Linked DNA regions of Mus musculus: region 1 is linked to region 2. A link is a loop called in an ENCODE intact Hi-C map of the cell type or tissue named here. Cell type or tissue: left cerebral cortex. All regions are shown on one strand. Links, peaks and the distances in the headings refer to the core of each region. The heading gives the core; the rest is flanking DNA. Region 1 has its middle 35 kb from the start of Arhgef38. Region 2 overlaps Tbck (TBC1 domain containing kinase).

Region 1 (14,275 bases), core at 5,890-13,889, 520 kb after region 2:
CCATAACCACCCTGGAAGTCACACGACAGAGAGTCTTGTCTTTCCATGTTTGTTGCTGTAATAGTCACAATAGCAAACAAACACAAACCAAACAACAACAGCTATAACAAAAACCCTAAAAAGAATAACAAGAAAAGTGGAACCAACCTGAATATCCATCAGCAGGTGGCTAGATAAAGAAAACGTGGTAGAGGCTTGGGTCTGATTATGGAGTGTGTGATAGAAGCCAGAGGATTGCTCGTGTTTGAGGCCAGCCTGGTCTACATAGCAATGTCCATGTAGCCAGGGTTACAAAGTGCTCTACTTTTCTTCCTGTTGTGATAAAACACTGACCAGAACCAAGTTGGAAAGGAAAGGCTTTTCTATAGTTTATATAGTCCATCACTGGGGGAAGCCAAGGCAGGGACTCAGGCAGGAACCTGGAGGCAGGAATTGAGGTAGAAACCACAGAGGAACGCTGCTGACTGGCTCTGTCCCAAGTTCATGGTCAGCTACATTTCTTGACAGCCTAACCCACCTGACCAGGGATGGCACTGCCCACATTTGGTCCTCCTACATCAACTTAGCAGTTAAGAAAATATCTCACATACATGCCCAGAGGCCAGTCTCATGGAGGCAGTTCCTCAGTTGAGTTTCCTTCTTCCCAGGCGACACCAGTTTATGTCAAGTTGACAAAACTACCCAGCACAATTGATCCCTTGTCAAATTGACCTACAGGCACATCAGCATTAAAGGTAGTGCCAACTCTCTCAAGTTGTTCTCCGACTTTCACCAGCATGCGCGCACACGCATGCATGTGTGTGTGTGTGTGCGTGCGTGCGGGCACACACACACACACGTGAACACACATGCATAAACAAAAATATAATCAAATTATAATTTAAAATTCCTTTCAATTACAATAAGCAATAGCAGTTGACATGAACAGGCAATGCAGAAAGCTTAATAACTAACGAAAATGGCAGTGTCAGAGCAACACAGGTCACTTTTTAAAAACTAATGAATACTGTCCACATTTAGCAGAATAGCAAAGTATGAAACTTTAATTCTGAGTACTAACAGGATGAGATGAATGACGGGGCCTTGTGCTGTTGGTAGATTAAGTGTTGGTAAGGTGCCGGGTGTGGTGGCGCATGCCTTTAATCCCAACACTCTGGAGACAGAGGCAGGTGGATTTCTGGGTTTGAGGCCAGCCTGGAGTATAAAGTGAGTTCCAGGACAGCCAGGGCTATACAGAGAAATCCTGTCTCAAAAAACAAACAAACAAACAAACAAACAACAAAACCAAAAAAACCCAAAACCAAAGAAAATTTCATAATACACAGGTATTAAAACTGCAACTATTGCCCTTCCGGTCCACTCCAGCATTGGGGTGCCTTGCCTGCGGAGTCTCCAGACACCCGCAAGGACCCACACAGGATCCCCCACGGGATCCTAAGACCTCTGATGAGTGGAACACAGCGTCTGCTCCAAACCAATCTCACAGGACCTGAGACTGCATTAACTAAAGAAGCGGATAACCTGGCCTGATCAGGGGCACAAGTCCCTTCCGGTCCACTCCAGCACTGGGGTGCCTTGCCTGCGGAGTCTCTGGACACCCGCAAGGACCCACACAGGATCAACCACATGATCCTAAGACCTCCGGTAAGTGGAACACATCGTCTGCTCCAAACCAATTGTGCAGGACCTGAGACTGCATTAACTAGGGAAGCTGATAACCCGGCCTGAACAGAGGCACAAGTCCCTTCAGGTCCAGCACCTGGGTTCCTTGCACGCAGAGTTTCCGGACACCCCCCAAGATCCTCACAGGACCCTCCATGGGACCTTAAGACCTCTGGTGAGTGGAACACAACCTCTCCCAGGAGGCAGGTTCGAACAACAGATATCTGGGCACCTTCCATGCAAGAAGAGAGCTTGCCTGCAGAGAATACTCTGACCACTGAAGCTAAGGAGAGATCTAGTCTCTAAGGTCTACTGATAGAGGCTAACAGAGTCACCTGAGGAACAAGTTCTAACCAGAGACAACTATAACAACTAGCTTCAGAGATTACCAGATGGTGAAAGGCAAACATAAGAATCCTACTAACAGAAATCAAGAACCACTAACCATCATCAGAACGCAGCACTCCCACCCCACCTAGTCCTGGGCACCCCAACACACCCGAAAAGCAAGATCCGGATTTAAAAGCATATCTCATGATGATGGTAGAGGACTTCAAGAAGGACTTTAATAACTCACTTAAAGAAATACAGGAGAACACAGCTAAACAGGTAGAAGACCTTAAAGAGGAAACACAAAAATTCCTTAAAGAATTGCAGGAAAACATGACCAAACAGGTGATGGAATTGAATAAAATCATCCAAGACATAAAAAAAGGAAGTAGACACAATAAAGAAAACCCAAAGTGAGGCAACGCTGGAGATAGAAACTCAAGGAAAGAAATCTGGAACCATAGATGCCAGCATCAGCAACAGAATACAAGAGATGGAAGAGAGAATCTCAGTTGCAGAAGATTCCATAGAGAACATCAGCACAACAATCAAAGAAAATACAAAACGCAAAAAGATCCTAACTCAAAACATCCAGGAAATCCAGGACACAATGAGAAGACCAACCCTACGGATAATAGGAGTTGATGAGAATGAAGATTTTCAACTTAAAGGGCCATCAAATATCTTCAACAAAATTATAGAAGAAAACGTCCCAAACCTAAAGAATGACATGCCCATGAACATACAAGAAGCCTACAGAACTCCAAATAGACTGGACCAGAAAAGAAATTCCTCCAGACACATAATAATCAGAACAACAAATGCACTAAATAAAGAGAGAATATTAAAAGCAGTAAGGGAGAAAGGTCAAGTAATATATAAAGGCAGGCCTATCAGAATTACACCAGACTTTTCACCAGAGATTATGAAAGCCAGAAGAGCGTGTACAGATGTTGTACAGACACTAAGAGAACATAAATGCCAGCCCAGGCTATTATACCCGGCCAAACTCTCAATTACCATAGATGGAGAAACCAAAGTATTCCATGACAAAAACAAATTCACACATTATCTTTCCACGAATCCAGCCCTTCAAAGGATAATAACAGAAAAAAAAAAACGAATACAAGGATGGAAATCACACCCTAGAAAAAGCAAGAAAGTAATCCCTCAGCAAACCAAAAAGAAGACAGCCACAAGAACAGAATGCCAACTCTAACAACAAAAATAAAAGGAAACAACAATTACTTTTCCTTAATATCTCTTAATATCAATGGACTCAATTCCCCAATAAAAAGACATAGACTAACAGACTAGCTACACAAACAGGACCCAACATTCTGCTGCTTACAGGAAACCCATCTCAGGGAAAAAGACAGACACTACCTCACAGTGAAAGGCTGGAAAACAATTTTCCAAGCAAATAGTCTGAAGAAACAAGCTGGAGTAGCCATTCTAATATCAGATAAATTCGACTTCCAACCCAAAGTTATCAAAAAAGACAAGGAGGGACACTTCATACTCATCAAAGGTAAAATCCTCCAAGAGGAACTCTCAATTCTGAATATCTGCGCTCCAAATGCAAGGGCAGCCACATTCATTAAAGACACTTTAGTAAAGCTCAAAGCACACATTGCACCTCACACAATAATAGTGGGAGACTTCAACACACCACTTTCACCAATGGACAGATCGTGGAAACAGAAACTAAACAGGGACAGAGTGAAACTAACAGAAGTTATGAAACAAATGGACTTAACAGATATCTACAGAACATTTTATCCTAAAACAAAGGGATATACCTTCTTCTCAGCACCTCATGGTACCTTCTCTAAAATTGACCACATAATTGGTCACAAAACAAGCCTCAACATATACAAAAATATTGAAATTGTCCCATGCATCCTATCAGATCACCATGGACTAAGTCTCATCTTCAATAACAACATAAATAATAGAAAGCCAACATTCACGTGGAAACTGAACAATACTCTTCTCAATGATACCTTGGTCAAGGAAGGAATAAAGAAAGAAATTAAAGACTTTTTAGAGTTTAATGAAAATGAAGCCACAACATACCCAAATCTATGGGGCACAATGAAAGCATTTCTAAGAAGGAAATTCATAGCTCTGAGTGCCTCCAAAAGGAAACTAGAGAGAGCACACACTAGCAGCGTGACAACACATCTAAATGCTCTAGAAAAAAAGGAAGCAAATTCACCCAAGAGGAGTAGACGGCAGGAAATAATCAAACTCAGGGGCGAAATAAACCAAGTGGAAACAAGAAGAACTATTCAAAGAATTAACGAAAGGAGGAGTTGGTTCTTTGAGAAAATCAACAAGATAGATAAACCCTTAGCTAGACTCACTAGAAGGCACAGGGACAGCATCCTAATTAACAAAATCATAAATGAAAAGGGAGACATAACAACAGATCCTGAAGAAATCCAAAACACCATCAGACCCTTCTACAAAAGGCTATACTCAACAAAACTGGAAAACCTGGACGAAATGGACAAATTTCTAGACAGATACCAGGTACCAAAGTTAATCAGGATCAAGTTAACGATCTAAACAGTCCTATATCCCCTAAAGAAATAGAAGCAGTCATTAATAGTCTCCCAGCCAAAAAAAGCCCAGGACCAGACGGGTTTAGTGCAGAGTTCTATCAGACCTTCAAAGAAGATCTAATTCCAGTTCTGCACAAACTATTCTACAAAATAGAAGTAGAAGGTACTCTACCCAACTCATTCTATGAAGCCACAATTACTCTGATACCTAAACCACAGAAAGATCCAACAAAGATAGAGAACTTCAGATCAATTTCCCTTATGAATATTGATGCAAGAATCCTCAATAAAATTCTCGCTAACCGAATCCAAGAACACATTAAAGCAATCATTTATCCTGACCAAGTAGGTTTTATTCCAGGGATGCAGGGATGGTTTAATATACAGAAATCCATCAACGTAATCCATTATATAAACAAACTCAAAGACAAAAACCACATGATCATCTCGTTAGATGTAGAGAAAGCATATGACAAGATCCAACACCATTCATGATAAAAGTCTTGAAAAGATCAGGAATTCAAGGCCCATACCTAAACATGATAAAAGCAATCTACAGAAAACCAGTAGCCAACATCAAAGTAAATGGTGAGAAGCTGGAAGCAATCCCACTAAAATCAGGGACTAGACAAGGCTGCCCACTTTCTCCCTACCTCTTCAACATAGTACTTGAAGTCCTAGCCAGAGCAATTCGACACCAAAAGGAGATCAAGGGGATACAATTTGGAAAAGATGAAGTCAAAATATCACTTTTTGCAGATGATATGATAGTATATATAAGTGACCCTAAAAATTCCACCAGAGAACTCCTAAACCTGATTAAAAAAAACTTCGGTGAAGTAGCTGGATATAAAATTAACTCAAACAAGTCAATGACCTTTCTTTCCACAAAGAATAAACAGGCTAAGAAAGAAATTAGGGAAACAACACCCTTCTCAATAGTCACAAATAATATAAAATATCTTGGTGTGACTCTAACTAAGGAAGTGAAAGATCTGTATGAAAAGAACTTCAAGTCTCTGAAGAAAGAAATTATAGAAGATCTCAGAAGATGGAAAGATCTCCCATGCTCATGGATTGGCAGGATCAACATTGTAAAAATGGCTATCTTGCCAAAAGCAATCTACAGATTCAATGCAATCCCCATCAAAATTCCAACTCAATTCTTCAATGAATTAGAAGGAGCAATTTGCAAATTCATCTGGAATAACAAAAAACCTAGGATAGCAAAAAGTCTTCTCAAGGATAAAAGAACCTCTGGTGGAATCACCATGCCTGACCTAAAGCTTTACTACAGAGCAATTGTGATTAAAAACTGCATGGTACTGGTATAGTGACAGACAACTAGACCAGTGGAATAGAATTGAAAATTCAGAAATGAACCCACACACCTATGGTCACTTGATCTTCGACAAGGGAGCTAAAACCATCCAGTGGAAGAAAGACAGCATTTTCAACAAATGGTCCTGGCACAACTGGTGGTTATCATGTAGAAGAATGCAAATTGATCCATTCCTATCTCCTTGTACTAAGGCAAATCTAAGTGGATCAAGGAACTCCACATAAAACCAGAGACACTGAAACTTATAGAGGAGAAAGTGGGGAAAAGCCTTGAAGATATGGTCACAGGGGAAAATTTCCTGAATAGAACAGCAATGGCTTGTGCTGTAAGATCGAGAATTGACAAATGGGACCTCATGAAACTGCAAAGCTTCTGCAAGGCAAAAGACACCGTCAATAAGACAAAAAGACCAACAACAGATTGGGAAAGGATCTTTACCTATCCTAAATCATATAAGGGACTAATATTACCAATATATATAAAGAACTCAAGAAGGTGGACTCCAGAAAAACAAATAACCCCATTAAAAAATGGGGCTCAGAGCTAAACAAAGAATTCTCACCTGAGGAATACCGAATGGCTGAGAAGCACCTGAAAAACTGCTCAGCATCCTTAATCATCAGAGAATTGCAAATCAAAGCAACCCTGATATTCCATCTCACACCAGTCAGAATGGCTAAGACCAAAAATTCAGGTGACAGCAGATGCTGGCGAGGATGTGGAGAAAAAGGAATACTCCTTCATTGTTGGTGGGATTGCAAACTTGTACAACCACTCTGGAAATCAGTTTGGCAGTTCCTCAGAAAATTGGACATAGTACTACCGGAGGATCCCCCAATACCTCTCCTGGGCATATATCCAGAAGATGTTCCAACCGGTAAGAAGGACACATGCTCCACTATGTTCATAGCAGCCTTATTTATAATAGCCAGAAGCTGGAAAGAACCCAGATGCCCCTCAACAGAGGAATGGATACAAAAAATGTGGTACATTTACACAATGGAGTACTACTCAGCTATTAAAAAGAATGAATTTATGAAATTCCTAGGCAAATGGTTGGACCTGGAGGGCATCATCCTGAGTGAGGTAACACAATCACAAAAGAACTCAAATGATATGTACTCACTGATATGTGGATATTACCCCAGAAACTTAGTATACCTGAGATATAAGAGACAATTTGTAAAACACATGAATCTGAAGAAGAATGAAGACCAAAATGTGGACACTTTGCCCCTTCTTAGAATTGGAAACAATCACCCATGGAAGGAGTTACAGAGACAAAGTTTGAAGCTGAGACAAAAGGATGAACCATCTAGAGACTGCCATATCCAGGGATCCATACCATAATTAGCCTCCAAACGATGACACCATTGCATACACTAGCAAACGTTTGCTGAAAGGACCCTGATATAGCTGTCTCTTGTGAGACTAAGCCGGGGACTAGCAAACACATAAGTGGATCCTCACAGTCAGCTATTGGATGGATCACAGGGCCTTCAATGGAGGAGCTAGAAAAAGGAACCAAGGAGCTAAAGGGATCTGCAACCCTATAGGTGGAACAACAATATGAACTAATCAGTACCCCAGAGCTCTTGACTCTAGCTGCATATGTATCAAAAGATGGCCTAGTCGGCCATCACTGGAAAGAGAGGCCCATTGGACACGCAAACTTTATATGCCCCAGTACAGGGGAACACCAGGGCCAAAAAGTGGGAATGGGTGGGTAGGGGAGTGGGGGGGGAGGGTATGGGGGACTTTTGGGATAGCATTGGAAACGTAATTAAGGAAAATACGTAATAAAAAATATTTAAAAAAAGGAAAAAAACTGCAACTATTTTTAAAAGAAGGGAGGTTGGCGATATCCTACCTGGATGTCAATCTCTTGCTTAGTCCTGCACTATGGCCTGAGTCTGTTCTCCTGATGTGTGCCTGTGTTGACATGTTGGACCCCAACGTAACTGTATTAAAAGGTAACAGAGCCTTTAAAGAACAGAGCTGAACAGGAGCTAAGCAGAGCCACTGGGTTTCGATGCTTGAAAGGGATTAGTGTGGGGCTCCCAGAGTCCCCTGCATCCTTTTCTGGATCCCTGGATTTGTCTTCTTCATGTCACATCCATTCTTATGAGGAGCCAACAGGGCCCTCTCCAGAGACTAAACACATGGGCCCACCTGACACTGGATTTCCAAACTGAAAACCTGACCTAGACTAACTTCATTATGAAGTGTCACATATCTTGATACAGCAACAGAAAATGGACTGATCTAGCCTGTTATTGTAGGGGAGCAATCAGGCACACACACAGAAGCACTGTTTGCAACAATGAAAACGGGAAAATTCCACTATTTAATGAGTTAAAATTAGTAAATGCCATGAATACCTTGAGGGTATAAACTAAGTTACCAAATATAAAATATACTATAATCTGTTTTGCCTGCAGTTTGAAAACCACTCAGAATAGTACTACTTTAAAAATTCTGGCCTGCCTACTTGGCAAATTATATTCATAATGATTTTAAAAAGCTATTATAATTTGGGGTTTCTACTGGCTATATTCTGTAAGCAGTTCTTTATTGTGTGGGTCTATGTGATTTTTCTATATTTTTATTGAGAAAGGAGAATTGATTTTTTACAAAGAATGGTGGAAAATAAATGAAAGTGAACTCAGATAATGTAAGGATCATTGATAATAGGTTAGTTTCTTCTCACTCATTCAGCAAATAGCTCAGGCATTTAGTTTCCAGAGGGCATTGTACTGGACGGCGAAAGACTAGCACACAAGGTAGATATAGTTGGTTCTAAAGCCACACGAAGACAGACAAGTGAAATGATTCTAATACATGAGAAAGGAACCAACAGACAATACGTATGTCACACCCACTCTTATCTAAGACCATTGCAGAGGCTCAGGAGTTTCAGTGTCAGGAATAGATGCTAGCTAACTAAAACAAATACAAAGATGCAATTATCCAAATAATTGTTAGTTACATCTGTATGTAAATAGATCAGAATAGGTTTCATTCAAGTTTCCCCCTCTCAAAAAGAAATGAAAACAGGAAAGGAGAAAAGGAAAGGGGGGAGGAAAGGGGAGGTGAGGAGAGTGGAGAGGGGAGTGGAGGGGGGAAGGGAGGGAGGGGGAGGGGAGGGGGGAGGGGAGGGGAGAGGGGAGGGGAGGGGAGGGGAGGGGAGAGGGGAGGGGAGGGGAGGGGAGAGGGGAGGGGAGGGGAGGGGAGAGGGGAGGGGAGGGGAGGGGAGGGGAGGGGAGAGAAGAGGAAGAGGAGAGAAGAGAAGAGAAGAGAAGAGAAGAGAAGAGAAGAGAAGAGAAGAGAAGAGAAGAGAAGAGAAGAGAAGAGAAGAGAAGAGAAGAGAAGAGAAGAGAAAAAGCAAAGCAAACTCCCTCAGCTCCAGCAATCCAGGAGGGTCAATGGAATTTCCATCTGTTGTTGGCGCCCCCTTGTGTTGAGTCAGTTATCAAATTCTCGTGTTTTTGTTAACATCAGTAAAGGCATGAAGAAATGATAACTCTCCTTTCTTCAAAAGCCCCCTGCAAATCTCCATACCATAAGGCTGTCTCATTCTTTAAATTCCCAGAAGTAGTTGCGTGGGGATACTTGGCTGGCTCTGGTCTCCACTGATAAGTGCACAGGGTGTTCTGTAGAATCCAAACGAGCTCATTTGTAGGAAGAAAGTAGCTTTATTTTCATAAATACTAGAAAACTCCTACTGATTCAGTTTTGAAATTTGTTTTTCTTTCTTCTAGAAGTATTGTCTTGGGTTAGGTTTAGTAGTTTTTAAGTGTTTCTCCATTCTGATATCCAAAAAGACAAATGATATTTACTATTGAAGTGCTTGAAAATTAAATAATTATTTAATTGCAAATAAGAGTGTAACAAAATGCAAGATAAAAGAATAAAATATACTGGGGAAAATATAGTATAATAATTTGTATTATAGTTGGAAAAATTCTAATTAAACCTGATATAAAAATCTTAAACTGTCGAGAAAAGTACAAGTATTTAGAAATTAAAATGGAGTAAATGAAAAATATAGAAGATATAGGAACAAAACTTGTACTTAATATGATACTTGTGATTGACAGGTTGGCTGTCACAGTTATAAGAGCTATTACAAGAATCACTTTGGAATTAGAAGGGACAAATATTGCAAAGAGCAACGTACTGGAAATCTTCAAGTAGGACATTAGGCTTGGAAACAATACAACGAATGAGTGTAGTAAAAAAGAAAATAAAACAGACCTTCTTAAGAGAAATTTCACTTATAAGAATTTCCCTGAAGAAACAGTTGCAAAAGGTTTAAAAAGGAAAGATATAAAGAAGGTTTCGTTGCAAGTTTGTTTTTTTCTAGTAAAAACAAATTGGAAACGACTTCATTGACTATTGGTCAAGAGCTACTTAAACACATACAGAGCATCTGTATATGGAGTATACTACATGATTATTTAAACATTGACCTACTTCTGTACATACAGGCCACAAATGCTTACCGTGTAATGATGCTTAAAGAAAGTACCATGATGCACTCTTGTAAAGCATATTTTCTAGGATGTTAAATATGCACTAAAAACTCTAAAACTGCAAACCCAGTAAAAGTGGACCATCTTTCTTACAGGTGCGAAGGTGGAAAGTAGCACTTGCTACTTCCGATGTTCTTCATTGTTCAAACTTTGCAACAAGTATGCGATGTTTCCATCATGAGAAAATACATCGCTTTGCATATTTAAACCTCGTTAATTAATGGGAGTGAATAATTCTTGTCACTGAATTACTGTGCAGCTTACTGAGTTATGCTTACAACTAACAGAGTAACTCCAAACTGCTTAAAAGTTCCTGTTGCGTAGTTAGCCAGGCAGAGTATTTAGCTGCCAACGTGTGGGGTATTCCTAAACAGCAGTAGAAATTTCTATTTGAAGGGACAACCCACAAATGCAGCATATTGAAGAATCCTAGTAATTAGGTATCGTGTTTTCTGTTATTGTTGTTTGGGGGTTCTTGGATTTTTTTGTTTTCTTTTGCTTATTTGTTTGTTTTGTTTGTTTTTTTTCTTTTCTTTTATTGGATGTTTTCCTTATTTACCTTTAAAATGTTATCCCCTTTCCCAGTTTCCCTTCTGGAAATCCCCTATCCCATCCCTCCTCCCCCTGCTTCTATGAAGGTTCTCCTCCACCCACTCCTGCCTCCCCACCCTGGCATTCTCCTACACTGGAGCAAGGGCCTCTCCTCCCATTGATGCCCAACAAGGCCATCCTCTGCTCCATATGCAGCTGGAACCATGGGTCCCTGCATGTGTACTCTTTGGTTGGTGGTTTAGTCCCTGGGAGCTCTGGGGGATCTGATTGGTTGATATTGTTGTTCTTCCTATGGGGTTGCAAACCCCTTCAGCTCCTTCAGTTCTTTCTCTAACTCCTCCATTGGGGACCCCATGCTCAGTCCAATGGTTGGCAGTGAGCATCTGCCTCTATATTTGTCAGGTTCTAGCAGAGCCTCTCAGGAGACAGCCATATCAAGCTCCTATAAGCAAGAACTTTCCGGCATCCTCAATAGCATCGGGGTTTGATGAGTGTATATGGGATGGATCCCCAGGTGGGGCAGTCTCTGGATGGCCTTTCCTTCAGTCTCTGCTCTACACTTTGTCTCTGTACTTCCTTCCGTGAGTATTTTGTTCCCCTTCTAAGAAGGACCGAAGCATCCACACTTTGGTCTTCCTTCTTCTTGAGCTTCATGAGGTCTGTGAATTGTATCTTGGGCATTCCAAGCTTTGGGGCTAATATTGGCACAAGCTAGAGTTATCTGAGAAGAGGGAACCTTATTTGAGAAAATGCCCCAGTCAGATTGGCCTGTAGGAAAGTCTGTGGGAGAATTTTCTTGATAAATGATTGATGTGGGAGGGTCCAGATCCCTGTGGGTAGAATCACCCTGGGGCAAAGGGGCCTGAGTTGTATAAGAAAGTAGGGTGAGCAAGCCAGTAGGCAGCATTCCTCCATGGCCTCTGTTTCAGGTCCTGCTTCCAGGTTCATATCTGAAGGTTGGGCTCTGACCTCCCTGAATATGGAGAGTAACATGGACATCCATGTATAATCCCTTTCCTGCCCAAGCTGTGTTTGGTCATGGTGTTTTATCACAGAAATAGGAAGAAAACTATGTTTTCTATATGTTAGAGACGATGAATGGCTGGAGAACTGTGGCATGTTACCTCTCTGCTGTTACCTCTCTGCTGGACACTGCACATGTTGCTTTATAGGTATGATGGTTCCTGATGAACCTCAAACAAGAGAAGAGAGCCAGTCAGCATTTGTGGTTCTGTGAACGCTAATGATGTTCATATTTCTGCATAAAATTAAAAGTTCTCTTTAATAGTTGATTTAGCAGGGAACCTAAACTAGTTAGACACACAAAGAAATCTTCCTTGTGATTTTCCTTTTTCTTTTAAAGAATTTAACAAATCTGGAAGCCCAGTGATAAATGTTAGAGAACACGCCTTCTAGGAACTTGAGAGTTCTAGATGAGAAAACAACAGGGTAAATGGGAAAGAAACAATATAGATTATGCTACATTAAATAAGATGGGGATGAAGTCAGAATTTAAATCTAACTCTGTGTGATCACAGTGCTTAAAAATAAAACCAGGGTTTTCTCTATACTGGTAGAGATTGTATGTCACTTTTAGATTGATTTTTGTTCTATGATAACACGCCTAAAAATGTTTGCCCCAGTTATATAAATGAGAATGAAAATACTTTGCAAACTAAAATTTGAGACTTTTCATGGAAAAGTGAAAATGACAATATAGTATAGAGACAACAATTAGACCAGATACATGCGTAGTGAGGACAAAGAACACATGGTAAGTCTGGAAGTCTCCCAGGTACAGAACCAGGCTACCGCACATGTCAAAGGACTATTCCGCGTGCTGTTCTGACATAACAAGTGGGCCTGGGGGAAGAGTGTCTGAGAAAAATACAAAAATATTGCAACCTGAGTGATCTGTGGAGTCCGCAAATCCAGCTGACCCAAGGGCTTTCTTTCAGAACGTGTCACGTTAACAGGCTCCAGTGACGATGCCGTAAGCTGTAGGAAGAAACATATCTTCTGTTTCTTGCCTGCTATGGCTTTTACCTAGTTTGTGCCCCCTTCAAATGCCCCTGTGTTTTTAAAACCACTGTCTCAGGCATGGTCCTATTATTAGAAAGAAGCAAGAACCTTTGGGGGGGGTAAGGCTTGGTGAAGGGGCTAGACAACTGGGGGATATCCTTGAAGGGGACTGTGGTGGGCTCTTTTGTTTTCCCTCTCTTTCTATTCTTGGTCATAAGGTATCTATGACTGAAGTAAATACCCTGGCAAAAGCAACTTAAGTGAGGAAGGGTTAATTTGGCTCATGGTTAAAGTACACAGTCAGTCATGGTGGAAGAGTCAAGACCGGAGCCAAGGATGGCGGATCACATTACATCCAGTCAGGAAGCAGAGAGTAATGACTGTTTGTGCTTAGCTAACTCTTTCCCTTTTATATGCTTCAGGATCACACCCCAGGGAATGGTGCCACCCACAGTGGGTAGATCTTATACCTCAACTAAACTAACCAAGAAAATACCTCATAGGCATGTTTATTACAAGTAAAAACCAAAAATGCTTCGCTAGAGTCCCATTGAGAGCCTTAAAGCATGTAGTCCTCCAAGATTCATATCCCCTCAGTATCCACACCTCAGCCACCACCAGCCACTACCAGCACTGTCTCTGGAATTCTTGTCTCTGAGAGATGGTCCTCCTAGCATATTTCCAGAACTTCAGTCTCCATGTAAGCACACGCTTCATGTACAAAGCATTTCCTCTGCCTGTTGCTGAGCCTGGCCATTTTGTTAATTCCTTTCATAATGAGATAGAGATAGAAATAGAGATAGAGACAGAGATAGAGATAGAGATAGAGAGACAAGTAGAGAGAGATAAAGAGATAGAGACATATAGATATAGCAATTGAATGCTCTCCAGTCTTCTACTTGACACCTCTCCCCAGAACCTGCTAAAGTGTTATGAATTTTTCTTTCCATTATTGCAATTTTTCATCATCATATTAATTTATGAACTCTGATTCACAAACCATTTTCAGATTGTGGGTATTAATCACCTTAAGTGTGACTATTTTGAACTGAGTTTTTTTTTTTTATATGTGTAAAAATTCCACATTTTGAACAATAATAAAGAAATGTCATAACAGCATTAATAATATATGGATTCCACACTGGAATGATTATTTGGGAGTATTGAAATAACTACATTATTAGAGTAAATTTTGCATCCCTTTTAGCTTCAAAATATAACTCTTAAAATAATTATATTATATTGTATTATATTACTCATGT
Region 2 (8,000 bases), core at 1-8,000:
CATGCATATCTATCACAGACTTGAACCCCTACACAGTCATGCATGTACCAGACAGCAGTCTTGTAGTGTTCTTTTAAGTTTTATTTCATTTTTAGTTATATTTCTCTGTGGAAAGGTACGTGCATGTGTGTGTGTAGGCTCTTATGGAGGCCAGAGTTGTTGGGTTCCCAGGAACTGGAGTTACAGGTGGCTTTGAGCTGCTGAAGGTGGTGCTGGAAATCAAATTCAGCCCCGCTGGATGGGCAACAAGCTCTTAAGTGTTAGCCTATCTCTCTAGCCCCTTTTGTAATATTATAATTTTCATCTCAGCTCAAGCTGTTTCTTGAAATAACAAGCTTATTTTGCTCATTTTTTTAAAAAAAATATTGATCAAATACCCAAGCTTTAAAGTATTATTTGCCTGTCATTCTTTCAAGTAAAAATAGTATCTCTTGAAGAAAGCACCTTGTAGTCTCATAGCTCAAGCGACTATCCAGCTCCCCCACAGTTTAGACCAGAGCATAGTTTCCTGCCTCCTAAGTCATCTCACAAATTGTTAGGGAAGAACTGTAAAGGACCCATAATTGTACCCCTTACAAACATAACTGTTCTACCTTGGGCCATTGTCATGATTTCTGCAGTGCTGTCCACTCATGCCTTTGCACTATTAACATAAACCTCAATCCAGTGAAAACAGTGACTGGAGCCTAAGGATGCCATGCTCACACTTTTGAGAATTTATATATCATACTTGTGAGACAGACTTACAGACTGGGAGAGTCCTTATGAATTACCCTGGCATTCTCTTTTCTGTCTCCTCCACACTTCCTGCTTCCATCGTGTGTCAGGGTACAAGGAAGTTCCTATCCAGGTGCATCTGGTTCTCAGCCTTGCTGCTTGCAAGGCAACCTTAGAATAACAAATCTCGTTCCTGTGTTGTCTTGTTACTCTTGTGTTTTTAAATACAATTACAAATAGCTTATTGGTAATGATAAAATAATTCCTATGTGGCTAAAATAAATGCAACATAATTCTACTGAGATCATTAATATTTTAAGAAAATACAGATTTATAAAAGGTGCCATATCTCTGATTTCAAAGAAGAAACAACTATCATTTTCAGATAATCAACAGTGTAGTGAAATCCTTAGGACCCAACCTGCTGCTGTTTCTCCAGCATTCTACAGCTCTAGTGAGCGCTTGCCAGTTCTTGCTTGCTGTTGCTAGGGGGCAGCATTTACTAAGCTGACAGCTACAGACAAGTACATTGTCAGGTCAGGCTAACATTTGCGATTGGACGAATACTCAAAAAATGTATAACTTTTTATTGGTTTTAGCATCTAACTTAGAAAAGTAACAGAAACTATGTGTATTTTTATATTTATAGCCTAATATTTAAACACTTAGAACCATTAAAAAATAAAATCTTTCTATTGTTCAAAATTATTTCAGTATTAGTTCATATTCTTAAAACTGTAAAACAGCTTGAGAAATTATGTAAGGCAATATATATAAAGTACTCTGGGCCTCACAGAACAAGTCTTGTCATACAGCTACTTGGGAGGTTGAGGCAAAAGATGCAAAAGTTCAGGACTTTCCTTTGTTACAGAGGGCTTTGGGCCTAGACAACTTAGTAAGAGCCTGTCTGAAACTAAAGGTAAAGGAAGGCTGAGGATGTTCTTGAAAGACTCGGGCCTTGGCGTCAATCCCTAAGTCCAAGCTTCCCCTTCCCTCTCTCAGCAAGGAAGGAAGGAAGGAAGGAATTTAAAATGGAAAAGGGACATAGAAAGAATAGAGGAATTGTGTCTCACGTATCGTTATTACATGTCTCTAGTCTCAGTTGTGTCGCTAAGAGGCATCTCGTGCGTGCGAGGAATGCTGGTAACAGTGCCTGCAAGTCTCTGCCTTATCACTGCACATGCTTCCCGCTACTCGAGTAAACTCTTTAACGCACCTGTCATCACCTGTCATCAATGCGTGCGTCTGTAGAGCTCGAGGTGGGGACACTTCCTGTGCTTCCTGCTGCTTAGTGTGATAATGTTCTTCCGGACAGAGTAGTCAGCATGAACTCCTTTCCTCGTCCTTTCTTGCTTCTTTGAAGACTTCTCAGGAGGGCATGATCTCAGGAGCCTTTGCTTCTGTACTCTGATAGCTCCATTGTGTGCTTCCTTCATTGTTCAAACAGATATTTGGTTGCCTCTATACCCTGAATACATTAAAGGACAGGGGTTAAAAAACGTTTTCCCTCATGTTTTTGTGGAAGTATATGATAAAAAGTGATGGGGCTGGAGAGGTGGCTTGGCAGTTGAGAACTCCTGCAGAGGACCCAAGTTCTCTGCCCAGTCCTCACATGGTGACTCAGAGCCTGTCAACTCCAGTACCAGGGATCGGATCCCTCGGCTTCCTGTGGTGCACATCACTCATCCTTCTTAATAGAAATATAAAAGGTTAAAAGGCAAGGAAATAAAAAATCGTTTACAATGCCCATTTGCTAATAAAAGCCATAGTAAATAAATAAATAAGTAGATATTGTGAAAAAAGATATAAAAAATAGACAATGTGATATATTCAGTATATATTGGTAAATTCTAGAGAAATGAAGAACTGAATTTGGACATATGTGTTAAGTGTTTGAATGGAGGAAGAGTTGAATTTTTAAATGAGATTGCCAGGAAAAGCTCTCAGGAAAGGTGGTTTGAAGTCAGTTCCTTATAAAAATGAAATAACAAGCAAGCAACAGCAAGCTCCAGCCTGGGTGGGAGGGATACACTAGAGATGTTAAGGGAATAGCCACTGTGAGTGGAGCATGGTGAGGCCACATAGCAGGAACTGAAGGGGAGAGCATTTTGAGTGTTATACATATATTATCACCACTGGCTTTATTTCATCATCACAAAGAAACAAGATGCTTTTGAATAGAATGGTGACCCATGGTGTAACATAACAAGATCACTCTGACATCTCATTGGCTGAAATTCAAGAACAGATAAGGATAGAGTGTCGTAGATTAGTCATAGCTATGGAGTAAGTGGGTGTGTGATGGGGTGGCTTCAATCTGGATTTAGCAGTAGAGGCAGGAGAAGTTTTCGATGTTCACAGATTAGTTGGAAGGTAGACGAGCAAGACTGCTGGTGACAGATACATGGTGTTTTAGAAGAGTGCACTCAGGAACAACTGCAAACCTGTGCTCCAGCAAGTGGAAGGATAAGGGGTTCTTAACCCGATGTAGAGATGTATGTTTGGAGTTACAGAGTATGGAGGAAGTCTCGGGGTCAATTAACGGTAGTTGATTGATAAAAAGACTATAGACAAGCAGAAAGACAAATAGACAGAAATGTTTCTTATATGTGTTAAAATATAAATTGGCATTTTAAAATGTGAGCTTGGACTTTATGAGGGAAGACTTGGAGTAGAACTAAAATATGCCAGTCTTCATACTAAAATTAGTATTTTAAGAAAAATGGGAAATTAAAGTTTCAGGGAACCGAGCTGTAATGGTTCTGTGTTTAAAAGTCAAAAGGGTGAAAAGGAACTCAGGGAAAAAACAAAAGCAAACAAACCGCTACCATGGATAAGCAGCAGTAAGAAAAGTTATGGAAAACTCTGCGAGTATGTTGTCTAGAGCCAAGTAAGACAAAAGAGTGTTCTCATAAAGTGGGACTGGTCAGCAATGTCTGGCATTACTGAGTGGTATGAAAAGTGAGCAGAGGGAATTGCAGTATAGAAACAATCAGTGGGCATTGGAACTATGACTTACCTGGTCACTGCCTGTCCTGAGTGCCTACGAGCGGTCTTGGCATGTATTAAGCCACAAGAATGTTACCACCATAGTAAAAGAGGTCGTAAGTTTCTGCATCTTTGCCATGAATGCCCTAGCCAGTATTTGCGAGGTTTTACCACATAGCTACCAAGCATATAGTCTCTGTAACACATCTGCTTTATCCACATTGAGAACAAAACATTGTATGGTGAGTGAATGAATGAAAATGCTCAGAATGAATTATACAACACATAGTCGCATTAATAAAATTGGACAAAATATTCTTAATGACAATCAATTGACCTACACCAAAATGGTCACAAGTAATGTAATTGGTGTTATATCTTTAAAATAAAGGTCAGATAATGTGATAAAATTGACCTCATATTTTTAGATTTAAGTTAAGGTATAGAACTTATACTTAGTTATATATATTTTTAATTTGTACAATGCACACTGGTTACATTGAAGCTAAATATCCCAAGCTTCCTTTTGTGCATTTGCAGCATCCCTAGAGAGGATTATCTGCTTGTCTGCTTAGGTAGAGTGATGTGGAAATCAATGTTGATTGTTTTACTATAGTATTTATATTTTAATGAAGTATATATCTTTACTTTCAGTTCTTGATTAGCCTTTGGATAGAACACATACTCTCTTGTATACAATACAAAGGCAGTATGCTTCTCACCTCATAAATCTGTAATTGATAGGTGTTGAAAGGATGTGTGTCTAAGTTGGCAATATAAGTCTTTGTTTAACTGTAGCCTGGAGTCACTCACAAAGTAGTCTTAACTTTAAGACTTGTTAACAGTCCCAGTCCAAGAACAGGGGTGAATGAAATGAAATATTGCAGATCAAGCAAATGGGCAAAAAAGAAAGGGGAGATTTCTTCTTCTTCCCACTTCTACTCTGTGGCTCTTCAGTGGGCTGGATGGTGCCGTATACAAACTAGGGCAGTCCGCTTACCTAGCACCTTTTTAAAAGGTAGTTCCACCTGAAAACATGCTCAAGGGTGCATCCCGAAGTAGTACGTATTCACTTCACTGAGTGTCCTACCAGTCTGTCAGTTTAACACAGAACATTAACTATCATAAAGGCCTTTAAAATCTATAAACTATGCACCTAAAATTTATGTGCTATTACTGCATTTGATTTGGCCATGGTCTTGTGCATACTTGTTGGTAAAAAGAAGATACACCGTGGGTAATCCCTGGCAAAAGGAGCACCCGCATTTGTAAGATGGATAACTCTATATAAAATGTATTGTGATAATAACTGTAGTTAGCTCCATTCTTTCATATCTCGTCACTGGAGTAGAACAAAACAGAGAACTTTTAAACCATTTCGTTTGGTGATAGGCACCCTAATTATGCCTTTTACTTTCTCCACATCCATGTTCCCGGCTTCTTCCTGTTCTGCTCACAGCTCTACGCCATCCCTTGGTTTCTCACCATGTTTACTCGTAAGTACCATCCCCCTTGGTGGCAGCAAAAGTATAGCCTCATTCTTCCTCAGAACTTTAAAAGTATCCCAGAGCTTGTGTCTCTAGCTGCATATGTAGCAGAAGATGGCCTAGTCGGCTATCAATGGGAAGAGAGGCCCCTTGGTCTTGCCAACTTTATAAGCCCTAGTACAGGGGAACGCCAGGGCCAAGAAATGGGAGTGGGTGGGGAGGGGAGCAGGGTGGGGAGAGGGTATAGGGAACTTTCAGGATTGCATTTGAAATGTAAATGTAGAAAATATCTAATAAAAAATGAAAAAAGTATAGAATATTAAGTAAGTGCAGTATACATCTCTATAAAATTCTTACATGATATAGTTTATAGACAAAAATTATCAAGAATTCTGGCCTTAAATATTAAGAAAATGTTGCAGAAAACTAAAATCTATTTTGCATGTGGCTTACAACTTTTTAAGAAGAGAATTTGACAACTTTTTGAGGACAGTTTTCTACTAAATTGTCTTGCTTTCTAGGTGTTCTCTGTTAACACCTGGTTCTACTTCCTAGACTGGGAGTTCTCTAGAAATTAATCCTATTTTATGAGTATGTAATGATTTAGTCAGGTATGGCTATGTAAATGAAGAGCCATATTTAACTGCAATGCACATGATGAGTGCAATGGCAGGTGAGGTAGCCTAAGTGCTTTTACCTAGAAAGATAGTCACAGTGTTATTAAGTGAAAATAAAGCTGCATTTTTTTAATTAATAGATTTTTGGTAGGAATTTGATAAAGTAATTGTATATGATACACAATGGAAATGTTATCTTATTGTATATAAAGCAATCCCAAAGTTCATCTGCAGATATAAACATGTGTAAATAGTTACTAAAAATTCTGGGGAAAATTCTGAATGAAATTTACCAATTATTAGTGGAATTCAAAAAAATGTAATCTTTGACTAACTTGATATCAATTTGAAGCACTTTAGGAAGCTGCGAATTAATGAAGTCAGGGTTAGAGCGTTGACTGAATAGTTAGGAAAATAACTTACTGCTTTTATAGAGAACCAGAACTTGGTTCCTGTTACCCATCTGGGTAGCGCACAGATAGATATCTGTAACTAAGGCTCGAAAGGTGCACGCACACTCACTGTCAAGCATTTTATCAGCACAGTTTAACATATTAGTTCTTAAGTAATAACCTTAATCTTGAAGTTATAATAATCATTTACTTAGTAATCCAGCTGTTATTATTTTTGACAAATTTGGATTTTGTTTAAGTATATTTTATAAAACTTCCTACAGATGTATTTCCACTGCACAAAATTTTCCACCTCTGGGATACATTACTGCTCGGAAATTCCTCTTTCCCATTCTGCATTGGAGTAGCCATCCTCCAGCAGCTGCGGGACCGTCTTTTGGCCAATGGCTTCAATGAATGCATCCTTCTCTTCTCTGACTTACCAGGTATGTGTCTAAATGAAGGAATCACCGAATGCAATTTTGACTATAAAATGATGTGTTCTCTCAGCCATGTGAGAAAATCCTTCTGCTTGCACCCTATTTCGATGGTCAGGATAATCAGTGCTTTGTGCCAGCCTGAGAATGAGAGGCTAACTCGGGTCATACTGAGCCACTGTGGATTATTTCCATCACAGTACTGCCACCAGGAGGGTAAAAGGTCATGGCTGTGGGAGTAACATATTTACCCTTTGCTTAGGACCCATCCATTTATCTTCAGCTGATAGAGAGTAAACAACGGCCACTCAGGAAGGTGTTTGAAAATATGTTTATATGAGAACGCTAATTCACATGGAACTTTGCTCCCTCTGGCCACAGCTGCTTGGTAACAACAAGTTTAAGAGGAGGAAGCACTGTTCTAAAAGGGAAATAACCCAAGCTTTATAGAAATATGTTATGTAATATGATAGCGACTAAGCTGTATGAGGTATTACAAGAAGTTTGAAAGCCTTGGGAAGGCTATTCCAATGCAGAAATACAGAAGACAGCTAAGGTTTCGTTCTTGGTGTTGGAAAGATAAGGTTTGTGTGGTTACCTAAGGTAGAATGCATTTACAAAATATGGAAGAAGCTAAGTGTTTTTAAGATACAACATTTGAACTGAAAAAGAGACTCAGCCCTTAAGAGTTCTTGCTGTTCTTGTAAACCCACCCAGGTTTGGTTCGCAGCATTCACATGGTGGCTAACAACCATCCATAACTCTAATTCTAAAGGATCCAGTGCCCTCCTGCCTCTGTGGGCATGAAACACATATGTGGTACATACATGCAGGAAACACTCATAAATATAAAATAAACATAAAATAAAAATAAATCTTTTTTCATTCATTTATTTATTTATTCACTTTACATCCTGATCAGTTCCCCGCCCTCCTCTCCTCCTACCTTAACAATTACCTCCCCCCATTACCCCTTCCCTTCTCCTCAGAGAAGGGGAAGCCCCGCTTTAGTACCTCCTTGCCCAGGGACATTCAGTCCCAGCAGGACTAAGCACCTCCTCTCCCACTAAGGCCCAACCAGGCAGTATCCAGTTAAGGGAAGGGGATGTAATGGCAGGCAACAGACTCAAAGACAGTTCCATCTCCAATTGTTATGGGGTCCACATGAAGACCAAGCTGCACAACTGCTCCAAATATGTAGGGTGCCAGCCTATGCATGCTCTTTGGTGGTTCAGGCTCTGAGCATCCTTGGGCCTAGATTAGTTGACTCTGAAAGTCTTCTTGTGGTGTCCTTGGCCCTCCGGGTCACTCAGTTCTATCCCCTACAAGTCTCTCCAAGCTCTGCCTGGTGTTTGGCCATGT

What was found. Peaks named below come from ENCODE experiments on the same cell type or tissue, not always from the same donor. Only the 100,000 strongest peaks of a DNase experiment are listed, where the experiment ranks them.
Region 1: a loop joins it to region 2, with 3 times the contacts of the local background. A loop is called at or near these places in 20 of 42 quality-filtered maps.

What each region holds. Positions count from the first base shown.
Region 1 is chr3:133,262,730-133,277,004 of GRCm38, forward strand. No RefSeq gene overlaps it. Among named protein-coding and RNA genes, the nearest start is that of Arhgef38, 35 kb to the left of the region's middle. In left cerebral cortex, for the core only: a CTCF peak has its summit at 9,371 (motif pointing left); a DNase peak (open chromatin) is centred at 9,360.
Region 2 is chr3:132,746,023-132,754,022 of GRCm38, forward strand. Tbck (TBC1 domain containing kinase) reads left to right here. Exons shown (of 26, transcript NM_001163455.2): 21 at 5,165-5,201; 22 at 6,486-6,647. Among named protein-coding and RNA genes, the nearest start is that of Gm30294, 27 kb to the right of the region's middle. In left cerebral cortex, for the core only: a CTCF peak has its summit at 1,206; DNase peaks (open chromatin) are centred at 1,206 and 3,011.